Regions from separate parts of the Homo sapiens genome. Here all the other regions are linked to region 2. Evidence: chromatin loops called from intact Hi-C (ENCODE). Cell type or tissue: endothelial cell of umbilical vein. All regions are shown on one strand. Region 1 overlaps SLC25A21 (solute carrier family 25 member 21). Region 2 overlaps SLC25A21 (solute carrier family 25 member 21). Region 3 holds the start of MIPOL1 (mirror-image polydactyly 1). Region 4 overlaps SLC25A21 (solute carrier family 25 member 21).

What was found. Hi-C counts contacts between places; a loop is a spot of excess contacts. Peaks named below come from ENCODE experiments on the same cell type or tissue, not always from the same donor. Only the 100,000 strongest peaks of a DNase experiment are listed, where the experiment ranks them.
Region 1: it touches region 2 in a loop (8-fold over the local background); 9 of 110 quality-filtered maps call a loop at or near these places.
Region 3: a loop joins it to region 2, with 6 times the contacts of the local background. A loop is called at or near these places in 2 of 110 quality-filtered maps.
Region 4: it touches region 2 in a loop (2.0-fold over the local background); 3 of 110 quality-filtered maps call a loop at or near these places.

Annotation. Positions count from the first base shown.
Region 1 is chr14:36,981,144-36,983,643 of GRCh38, forward strand. The region is part of intron 1 of SLC25A21 (solute carrier family 25 member 21); the gene reads right to left. Among named protein-coding and RNA genes, the nearest start is that of MIR4503, 30 kb to the left of the region's middle. In endothelial cell of umbilical vein, no CTCF peak of the experiment used is centred here; a DNase peak (open chromatin) is centred at 1,168; H3K27ac peaks cover 946 bases.
Region 2 is chr14:37,116,213-37,118,712 of GRCh38, forward strand. The region is part of intron 1 of SLC25A21 (solute carrier family 25 member 21); the gene reads right to left. Among named protein-coding and RNA genes, the nearest start is that of SLC25A21-AS1, 55 kb to the right of the region's middle. In endothelial cell of umbilical vein, a CTCF peak has its summit at 1,550; DNase peaks (open chromatin) are centred at 949 and 1,479; H3K27ac peaks cover 1,161 bases.
Region 3 is chr14:37,197,280-37,199,779 of GRCh38, forward strand. It overlaps MIPOL1 (mirror-image polydactyly 1), which reads left to right and starts at 658. Exons shown (of 13, transcript NM_001388067.1): 1 at 658-825. In endothelial cell of umbilical vein, a CTCF peak has its summit at 997 (motif pointing left); a DNase peak (open chromatin) is centred at 632; H3K4me3 peaks cover 1,514 bases; H3K27ac peaks cover 1,656 bases.
Region 4 is chr14:36,753,619-36,756,118 of GRCh38, forward strand. All of the region lies in intron 3 of SLC25A21 (solute carrier family 25 member 21), which reads right to left. Among named protein-coding and RNA genes, the nearest start is that of PAX9, 93 kb to the left of the region's middle. In endothelial cell of umbilical vein, no CTCF peak of the experiment used is centred here; no DNase peak of the experiment used is centred here.

The sequences.
Region 1 (2,500 bases), 140 kb before region 2:
TCTCACACCAGTTAGAATGGTGATCATTAAAAAGTCAGGAAACTACAGGTGCTGGAGAAGATGTGGAGAAATAGGAACGCTTTTACACTGCTCTTGGGACTGTAAACTAGTTCAATCACTGTGGAAGACAGCGTGGCGATTCCTCAAGGATCTGTAACTAGAAATATCATTTGACCCAGCCATACCATTACTTGGTCTATACCCAGAGGATTATAAATTATGCTACTATAAAGACACATGCACACGTATGTTTATTGCAGCACTATTCACAATAGCAAAGACTTGGAACCAACCCAAATGTCCAACAATGATAGACTGGATTAAGAAAATGTGGCACATATACACCATGGAATGCTATGCAGCCATAAAAAAGGATAAGTTCATGTCCTTTGTAGGAACATGGATGAAGCTGGAAACCATCATTCTCAGCAAACTATCGCAAGGACAGAAAACCAAACACCGCGTGTTCTCACTCATAGGTGGGAATTGAACAATGAGAACACTTGGACACAGGGTGGGGAACATCACACACTGGGGCCTGTCGTGGGGTGGGGGGAAAAGGGAGGGATAGCATTAGGAGATATAGCTAATGTAAATGACGAGTTAATGGGTGCAGCATACCAACATGGCACATGTATACATATGTAACAAACCTGCACCTTGTGCACATGTACCCTAGAACTTAAAGTATAATAATAAAAATAAAATTAAATTAAAAAAATAAATAAAAAACTGTTGAATTATTTGATCCACTCAATACCTAACAGGCGAGTTGATGTATCTACTGATTTTAATCCTCACAATTATACTGAACTGAATGATTGTTTTGGTGTCATGCACACAACACGCTTAAGTTTTCCATTGGCCATGCCTATGATTTTGTGTCCTTTAAGGTATGACTATAGTGATCCCATATAGTCAAATATCTGGGAAGTTCTTGCAAAACATGGAGAGTATCTATTACTGTCAACATGATGTGATCTCATTATTTACAAGTAAAAGTTCAGCACCAAATTATAGAACAGATTTCAGAATAGAATCAAACTATAGAACAGATTTTAAACTCATTTTCAAATAAGTTTTATGCTATGAGGAAGTTATTTCAAAATATTCCATCACAGAAAGTGTGACTCATTGAGAATCCAAATTATTCATTGTGTATTATGACTAACATTCTTAATGTGAACATTCCTTAATGAGTAAACCTGCAGTGTACAAAAATAGTAAAATATTATTCAAATATCACCACATAGTAACCTCCTTTTCATCCTGTTGGGGCTCGCACACATGGAACAAAGAACAAAATTTTAAAAATAAGCACAGGGCCATCTAAGCAGTAGAATTTTTAACCATGAAAGGTTTTAGTATTTATTAGGTGGACTGATTTTTTTTTAATTGGCTGTACCGGGTGCAGTAATCACACCACTTTGGGAGGCCAAGGCAGATGGATTGCTTGAGCTCAGGAGTTCAAGACCAGCCTGACCAACATGGCAAAACCCTGTCTCTATCAAAAATACAAAAATTAGCTGGGCATGGTGGCACACACCTGTAGTCCCAGCTACTCTGGGGGTGAGATGGGAGGATCGCTTGAGCCTGGGAGCCAGAGGTTGCAGTAAGCCAAAACGGCGACACTGCACTCCAGCCTGGGCCATAGAGTGAGACTCCATCTCAACAAAAAACAACAACAACAACAACAAACAAAACAAAAGGCTAATGCAGATATATCTTACTAAATAATATCCCTCTTCAAGTGTGTTTCAAGAGGAACACACTTGTTTGTCCTACTTTACTTTCCCAAGCCTAAATTAAAGATTAAAAATAATTTCCTTTGAGTTTTTTCAAAATAGGCTAAAGGAATGGCTAATAACCATAAAGTATGATTGAATAATGCTCCAAAATTAACAGTTGGCCTTTCATTTGATATTAACTATCTCTAGACATTAATCCTATAAAGTTTTTAAAAAGAAAAGTTACTTTTCTCTTCACTTGACATTTAAGAGTCTTGAATACAAAACCCTGAAACATGATATAAAGATGTTCTAGATAGCATACACTTACGAAGTGCATTTTCAATGAGTAGTCCATATTCCTGGGTTCACTCTCAGAGCACTGCTTCTTTCTTTCACTTACTTTTATTCTAAAATTAGATATGGGAGGAAGGAATCATAGTCTTTCTGTTATGCTTCTGATTCATTTATTTCACAAATACATTTGGGTACCTACTATATGCCAGACATTAGTGTAGGTGCTAATATACAGCAGTAAACAAAACAGTCAAAAACCTCCCCTCAGAAGCTTCTACTTTTCTTACCCCAATATTTACAGTACTCTATTATGAAAAAGTAAAGAAACAAAAAATATGTGGAAAAAAGAGAATGCTTACACAATGCTGGTGAAAATGTAAGTTAGTTCAACCCCTGTAGAAAACAGTATGGAGATTTCTCAAAGTACTAAAACAGAACTACCTTTTGATCCAGCAATCCCATGACTGGGTATCTAC
Region 2 (2,500 bases):
ACAGCACATGTACAATACCCTCTCTCAAGATGAGCTTGGTACCACATATACAGACCTATGTCCCACTCCGGGTAGATAATCTTTCACTGGCCTCTTCTCAGTTGGAATTTACAATTTACTACCTTACAATGCATATACATTCACTTTGTGTGCATCTTACAACACTTAAGATACAATGGTACTACAAGGCATATTTGACTTTCTCTAACTTCAGCATTACATTTGAAGTCCTTGGACATGTTATTGAAAGCCCTTACTAGGCAGACCTTTCCAAACTAACCAGAACATATCCTTTTAATAAAAAATAATAGCTATGTTCTCATTTTCAAAGTTTGTGATTAAAACCTACAGTGAAAGAATCCAGCTGAGAAAAAATTTCCTTTTGGTTCAAAAAAAAATAATGTCATTAAATTTATCGGAACAATATGAAATGAAGATGTTGTTGTTGGGTCCTTCACTTATAATAGAAACCAAATATGCTTGCTGGCTTAGTTAAATCCACAAATTATTTGTCACATAACATTTCAACAACAATTTTGAACATATAAAAGTTAAGGTACCAAAGAAAATCCCACTGTCAATGATAATCAAACTAAACAACTACACATCTTTTTGTATGTGATTTAATTGCCCAGATTTCAAAGAAAGCCACATAATCTTATGAGTTAAAATATTTCTTTTTCTTATTTTAAGCATGGCAGGACAGCTTTTCAAAACATAACTTGTAGTATTGGGTGCCATTCCAACTACCAATTCAGATCCTTTGACATGGCGGCTCAGTTTGCTAATCTTGGCTTATACTTTTAAAAACAACTTACTACAACTTTACGTGGTAGCATTCTGTTTTTCTTATAGTTTATAGCTGAAAAATGTACTCTTTAATTACTCTTGATATTGACAAAGGGCACTGTGACTCATTTTATTTTTCAACATAGAGCTAAAAGGTACATGAATCATCCTTTTGAAATTTGGAATGCAGGCAAAACAGTGGCTGTGAATGGAGTCTAAGTAAATAATTCCTCTCATCATCTAAACTTTTTTTCAGGGCATCAGCACTAGAAAAAGTCATTTTCTTAGCAGTAGCTTATTGCCCTAAAAAAGAAATGGTGAAAAATTTATTCCCAGAGCACAGTTTATTTACCATAAGATGTGGCTCAGTAAAGTGTTTTGTATGTTGGAAATGTAAAGTTAATTCTTCCTGTCAAAGCCTTAGGAAAACAGGCACATCGTAAACATACTTTTGCATTTTAGAGCTGGCTCTCTTTATTTTAGAAGAGAGTTTTTTCTATACATCCCTTAAGTCGGCATTCTTAGATGTGTAGAAATGAGAATAAGTAATTTAATAGTATCCTGGTATGACAGATCTAATATAACATATACTAGAGTACGTTTTTCACTCTCCACATGGGAATACAAAGAGGGAGAGGGGGGAAGTGTAGAAAATAAAATCCCAAGAGATGAAACTGATACCTCTCTATGAAGAACTTTTAAGCTCCTTCAAATAGTGGGGTTAAGTCACTGCCAAGGCTCAATACTGCCATCTCCTTCCTAAATGCAGAAATACATAAGCAATCTGAGGATAAAAATACAGGATCACAAAGCAAAAAGTAGTTACTGGATACATAAAATTCACCAAACATAGTTTTTTTTTGTTTGTTTTTTTTTTTTGTCATTTTGGTAGGAAGTCCAATCACTAAAGATAGTTTAAAAACTTTATTAAATTAACAAATATTTTAAGACTACAAAATGATTCTTTTTTGTATGGATTCCCCTCCTCCCAAAAAGCTTAATTTATAGTTTAAATGATAATAGCCCTCCCCAGAAACTAAACCACCTTTGCAAAACTAATGAAAGGCCACCAAGTTAGGAGGATGGTAGGAACCCGAATTATACTAACGTACAGATGTAATGGATTACCAGCCATTATTCCAGAGGTCACAATATTTGCAGCTTCTCCAACCACTCCTGCAGATAACACCACTATTGTTAGAACCTAAGAATGGACTTTTGAGATGTCTTTTCAGGTTTTTGCATTTCTGACAACTGATGGCTCCACCCAGATCCACCAACAAGTCCTGTGGCCCCACCTAGAAGCAGACTCAGCAAACAGGAAGACCATTTTCCACAGCTCTGTGATTGTACCCCCAAACAATCAGCAGCTCCCATTCCCCAGCCACCTGCCTCCTCCCAACTATTTTTGAAAAACTCTAGCCTCCAAATTTTTAGGGAGGCTGATTTGAGTAATAATAAAACTCCGCTCTCCTGTTTAACTGGTTCTGAATATGTAAAGCTCTTTCTCTATTGCAGTTCCCCTGCCTTGATAAATTGGCTTTATCTGGGCAGTGGGTAAGAAGAACCCATTGAGTGGTTACACTATTATTGATAATAGTCCAACTTATTTTTCTTATTTTAAAAGATATTTAAGGATTGAGACAACTACTAAGGAAGTACATAAAACCAACCTTAAATTTAAGCAGAGTAATTCCCTGGACTATCTTTT
Region 3 (2,500 bases), 81 kb after region 2:
TTCACGGAGGTAGGCCAATTGAAAACTTTGGACATTTTTAAATTCTGTAAGGTTTAACATTTTTTCTTAGAGGATTCACATATCGTAATCTCATCCAGCACTTCAGTCAAAAAAAAAAAAAAAAAAAAAAGTCACCAGCTCCAAGGTTTTAGTGTGAAACGTTCTTTGGCCAGGATCTAGATAGTACTTTTGCTCACTCAACCGGAGCCCGATCTGGTGCCATTTTCACTTGACCGCCGCTTCGAAACACGTCCCTCCCACCTCTCATCCCAAACCACACACAAAGAAGGAAAGCACAATTTCGACAGGTCTTGGGAAAACTCGACGAGGCCAAGTATGAGGCCACAAGACACCGTTTTTAGTTCCGCGTTCTCCCTCTTCTAATCCTATTAGGTTTTGTCCAGACAACGTTTTGCTCTTTCAGAAGAGAAAGAGCGTTCTGCGCTCGTCGTCTTGGATTCGACAACCATAAGCATCCCGTTAGGGCAACCACCGCAGCAGACTAAGTTCGACTACTTTCTCTCCAAACTCCTCCCGGGCCTTCTTCCCAAGCTCTCTCTTTCTCCTGGAGGCCCCGCCTCGCGGCCCGGCAGCGCGGCACGCGCATGCCCGGTGCTCGCCGCTTGCGCTCTCCCCTGCGGCGCGCCGCCGCCCCGTAGGCCCCACGCGCCGCCCCGCTCCTCCGCCGGATCGTCTGTGGGTGAGTCTCGAGCCAGGAGGCTCTGAGCCAGTGGCGATTGGCTGACGCGGTGGCTGCGCACTCGGCCTGAGAAACTCGGCAAGCGCGCAGTGTCGACTCCCCGGTCTATGCCAGGCGCATCTCAGGTAAACGGTTGGGCAGGGAGGTTTGGGCGACGGAGAATGATAGTGGTGGGCACAGATCAGCCCTGGAGTTTTCGGCCGCAGACTTTTCCTTGGAGAAGGAGAAGGGGCCCCGCGGAATCTGTACTTAGTGAATGCTGACCCCGCGTGGCCGGGAGTGATGGGGCTCTCTCGAAGGTCAGTGTCGTGGGGTCCTCAGGTGGCAGACAGCTCTTTCTGGGTATGGTTTTGGTATTGTCTCCAGTTTCCTAATACTGGACCTGAGCAGCTGAGCATTTATTCAAGGGTGTATTTTTTTTGTTTTTTTCCCCTTAAGTCGCGGTTAGTCAGAAGGTTCCAGTCCTCGCTCAACCTCTGATCGACTCTGTGCCCATGAGAGAGTCGTTTTATATTTCATTTCTCACACGTGGAAGTGTGGGCGAAGAATGAGGGGCTTCTTTAAGCGCGCTAAGCCATGCTGTAAAAAGATACTGTTAGAATTTTTTTTTTTCTTTTTTGATTCACAATGTCCCTGGACCTGGTGCAACGTTTGGGAAGCATTTTAAGCTCTATGGATGGAGGGAACAAGACAGCCGCATTATTAGACAAGGATGGTAGAAAGGAACAACTTTCCACAAACACACGCGTTTGGAAAAGCTCCTTTGAGCATTTTATGCAGGTTAAATCACAGTGGTAGTAGATAGAAATAAGCCAAAACAAAGGGCCAAACAAAACTACATTTCAAGGAGGTGTTCTTTTCTTCCCCAGATAACTTGAATATACTATCACAAATTATTGGCGTTTCAAAGTTTTTCCTTGTGATCTGGTATGGAGTTCATCTAAAATGACAATTACATAATCATTCTATGCAATCGTATGCCAATAAAATTAATTAAAACAGTTTAATTTTTAATGTGAGGAATAGGAATCAAGACATGTCATTGATGGGAGGTAATGATGGCAATCAGCAAAATGAATGGGAGATGTATACAATTTTCCTTCAAAGGAGTAGAGTTTATAGAGATATTTTTATTGCGTTAATATTTAAAGTATAAAGACATACAGAAAAGTGCATGAATCGTAAGTGTACAGCTCGGTGAATTTTCACAAAGTGTAAATACCCATGTATCCAGTATCTAGATCAGGAAAGAGCATTATTGCATCCCGGAAGCCCCACTTCATGGTTCCAAAGGTAATCATTATCTGGACTTCCAACATTATCAATGAATTTCACCTATTATTTACTTTATATAAATGGAGTAATATGGTATTTAGTCCTTAGTTTCTGATTTTTGCTCAATATTTTATTTGTGAGATTTATTCAAGTTATGTAGCAGTTTGTTATTCTCATGCTGTATGTATAGTATTTCTAGTTTTTGGCTATTACCAATAGGGCTGCTATAAAGATTTTTAGAAATATTTTGATGAAATTATGTATACTTTTTTTTTTCTTCTTTTTTTTGAGATGGAGTCTCGCTCTGCCGCCAAGGCTGGAGTGCAGTGGCGCGATCTCGGCTTACTGCAACCTCCGCCTCCCGGGATCAAGCAATTCTCCTGTCTCAGCCTCCCGAGTAGCTGGGACTACAGGTGCCTACCACCACGCCTGGCTAAGTTTTGTATTTTTAGTAAAGACGGGGTTTCACCTTGTTGGTCAGGCTGGTCTCAAACTCCTGACCTCAGCTGATCCACCTGCCTCAGC
Region 4 (2,500 bases), 360 kb before region 2:
CCTAAAGGGAAGTTAATGCTTAGTAGTTGCATACTGTAAAGACATTGATGATTTAAAACTAAATCATTTGACAAAATCCACCAGAAGCAAAGCCAATATTTATAGAATTTCAGAACCATAGCACTTCTGAACTAGAAAGGGCCCGTCACAGCTCTTTAGTCCTCTCCTCTGAAGCTTGATTTCTCTCTATAGTGTATCCACCAAGTTGTTACCTGGCTTCTGATGAGGCACCTCTAGATGGCAGGATCTCAGAACATTCAGGGTTTCCATACAATCTTGAGATGGCTCTCTCACTGGGGACAGAGAGAGAGAGAGAGAGAGAGAGAGAGAGAGAGAGAGAGAAAGAGAGAGAAAAAGCGAGCAGATCAAAGAGAGATCAAAGTGATCCTGCTTTGATCCCAGATCCATTTTTTGGAAACTTTTACCTGATTCTATTCACCAGGCTAATTTTATGTATCAACTTGACTAGGCTACAGGGTGCCCAGATATTTGGTCAAACGTTATTCTGAGTGTTTCTGTGAGGATGTTTTTGGGTGAGAGTAACATTTAAGTCAGGAGATGGAATAAAGCAGATAGCCCTTCATAATGTGGGTGGGTCTCATCCAATCAGTTGAAGGCCTGAGTAGAACAAAAGGCTGACCTTTCCTGGAGAAAGAGAAACTTCTCCAGCCTGAGCTCAGCCTTTAAACTGGGATATCAGTTCTTCTAGTTCTATAGCAGCTTATAGCCTTCAGACTGCAAACCTACCACTCTTCTACTTCCTTAAGGCTATATATGATAGAAAAAATAAGGTGGGTGGGTGAGGATAAATATCTTCCAAGTACATTAAAGGGGAAAAGGGAAGGGAAATAAGATTCGATGAGAGTTGCTTAACACACAATTTGATTTCATCTTTATTTACAGATGTGGAAACAAAGATTCTTGGAACCTAAGTAGCTTATCTACATAGTTAAGAAGTAATTGATATGGGACGGAAGCCCAGATCTCTCTGATCCTGAAGCCTGTGGTCTGTCCCCTGTGCCATATCACACAGCATACACACTGTGGGCACTTGAAAGAATTTCCAGAATGATATAAATTGATGGCACGAACATACAAAAGACAGTGCCCAAAAGAGAAAAAAAAAGAGATAAAAGTATAATACAAGGAAAAGTTAAATTTAATAGGAAATATGTTATTAATTTATCTACTTGTACTTTGTCTTCCTACAGAATTCAGTAATTTTCATAGTAATGCATTTTCACTGCCAGTAGCAAAATCGGTGGCAAAGGAAGAATAATTGTTTTCAGGAGAGCTAAGGGATGAGAAAAATTGAATTTAGAAAACTCAATACACAGTTAATAATCATCTTTAAAGTCTGAATTATGATGAAAACTGTAAATGCTCAGAAAATAGTAGAGGAAAATAAAAATTTAAAATTAAAATCACACAAACAATCTACAATTCTAAAATAAAGAGGAAAAGAAAATGAAACAAAGAATTCCACTTAGTTTGGACCCTTGAAAAACCATAGTCTAAAACCACACTCCCATTTATATTAAATAATAATGAATGAGGACAAATCTGGTATCCAACAACATTTTAGAAAAGTCTGACTCCAGTTTTTATCCAGCTATAGGGATGGAGGTTCCCTATTCACTGAAGAAGCAACAGTGTGATATCAGGGAAGAATTCAGTTATCACTCACCATGTAAAACCACCACTGTATTCAGAAAGTGGGCATTTTGCACATATAACATTTCCATGAACCATACATGTATGCACACAAGCACTCATGTGTGCACACACATATACACACTCACAGGCAAGGTGATTTTTTTCCTTCATCCCTGTCAGTGCCCTGTGGTGGCGGTCATTGATCTCTATGTGACCCAAACTCCCATGGGGCATGGCAATGCATCTGTGCTATGGCGACAAAGTTCAACAGCTCACACACTTGGATGCTATGGTAATATCAAATTGCTTTAACATTTCTAAACACTCTCAATTTCTGTGCTTATTGTGAACCACACTTTGACCACTCATTTTCTTCTGGAAATTAAAAAAAATCTATATATATCAAATATATGAACACATAGATCGTTTTTATCAACATAAGAGGAATCAAAAACAGATTAGTCCATTACTTGCCTTTTGTACTTAATTGATATCTTTCTTACTGGCCACCAGCTCCACAGCATGTTCCTGGTGAAGGCCTCAGAGCTCCACCCCTCCCTCTGGAGGCCAAGTGGGTCCATGTAACAGGCCTGGCATCTGTACCAGGATGGCAAATGAGAGGCTGGGACTCAGCACATAAAGTGGATTTTCTGCATGGCTGAGCCAAGTGCTTCCAACCATCCAGCCACATGTTTCTCTATATGGTCCTGGCAGCTATGGCTTAGGATAGAGCCAGAATTTGGCTTGATTTCTACACTGAAAAGCTTGATAGAATGCTGGGGTGGTGCCATCCCATAATAAAAGAGGTGGTTCCCTCAGACTGGCACACCATTCTCATTTGCCT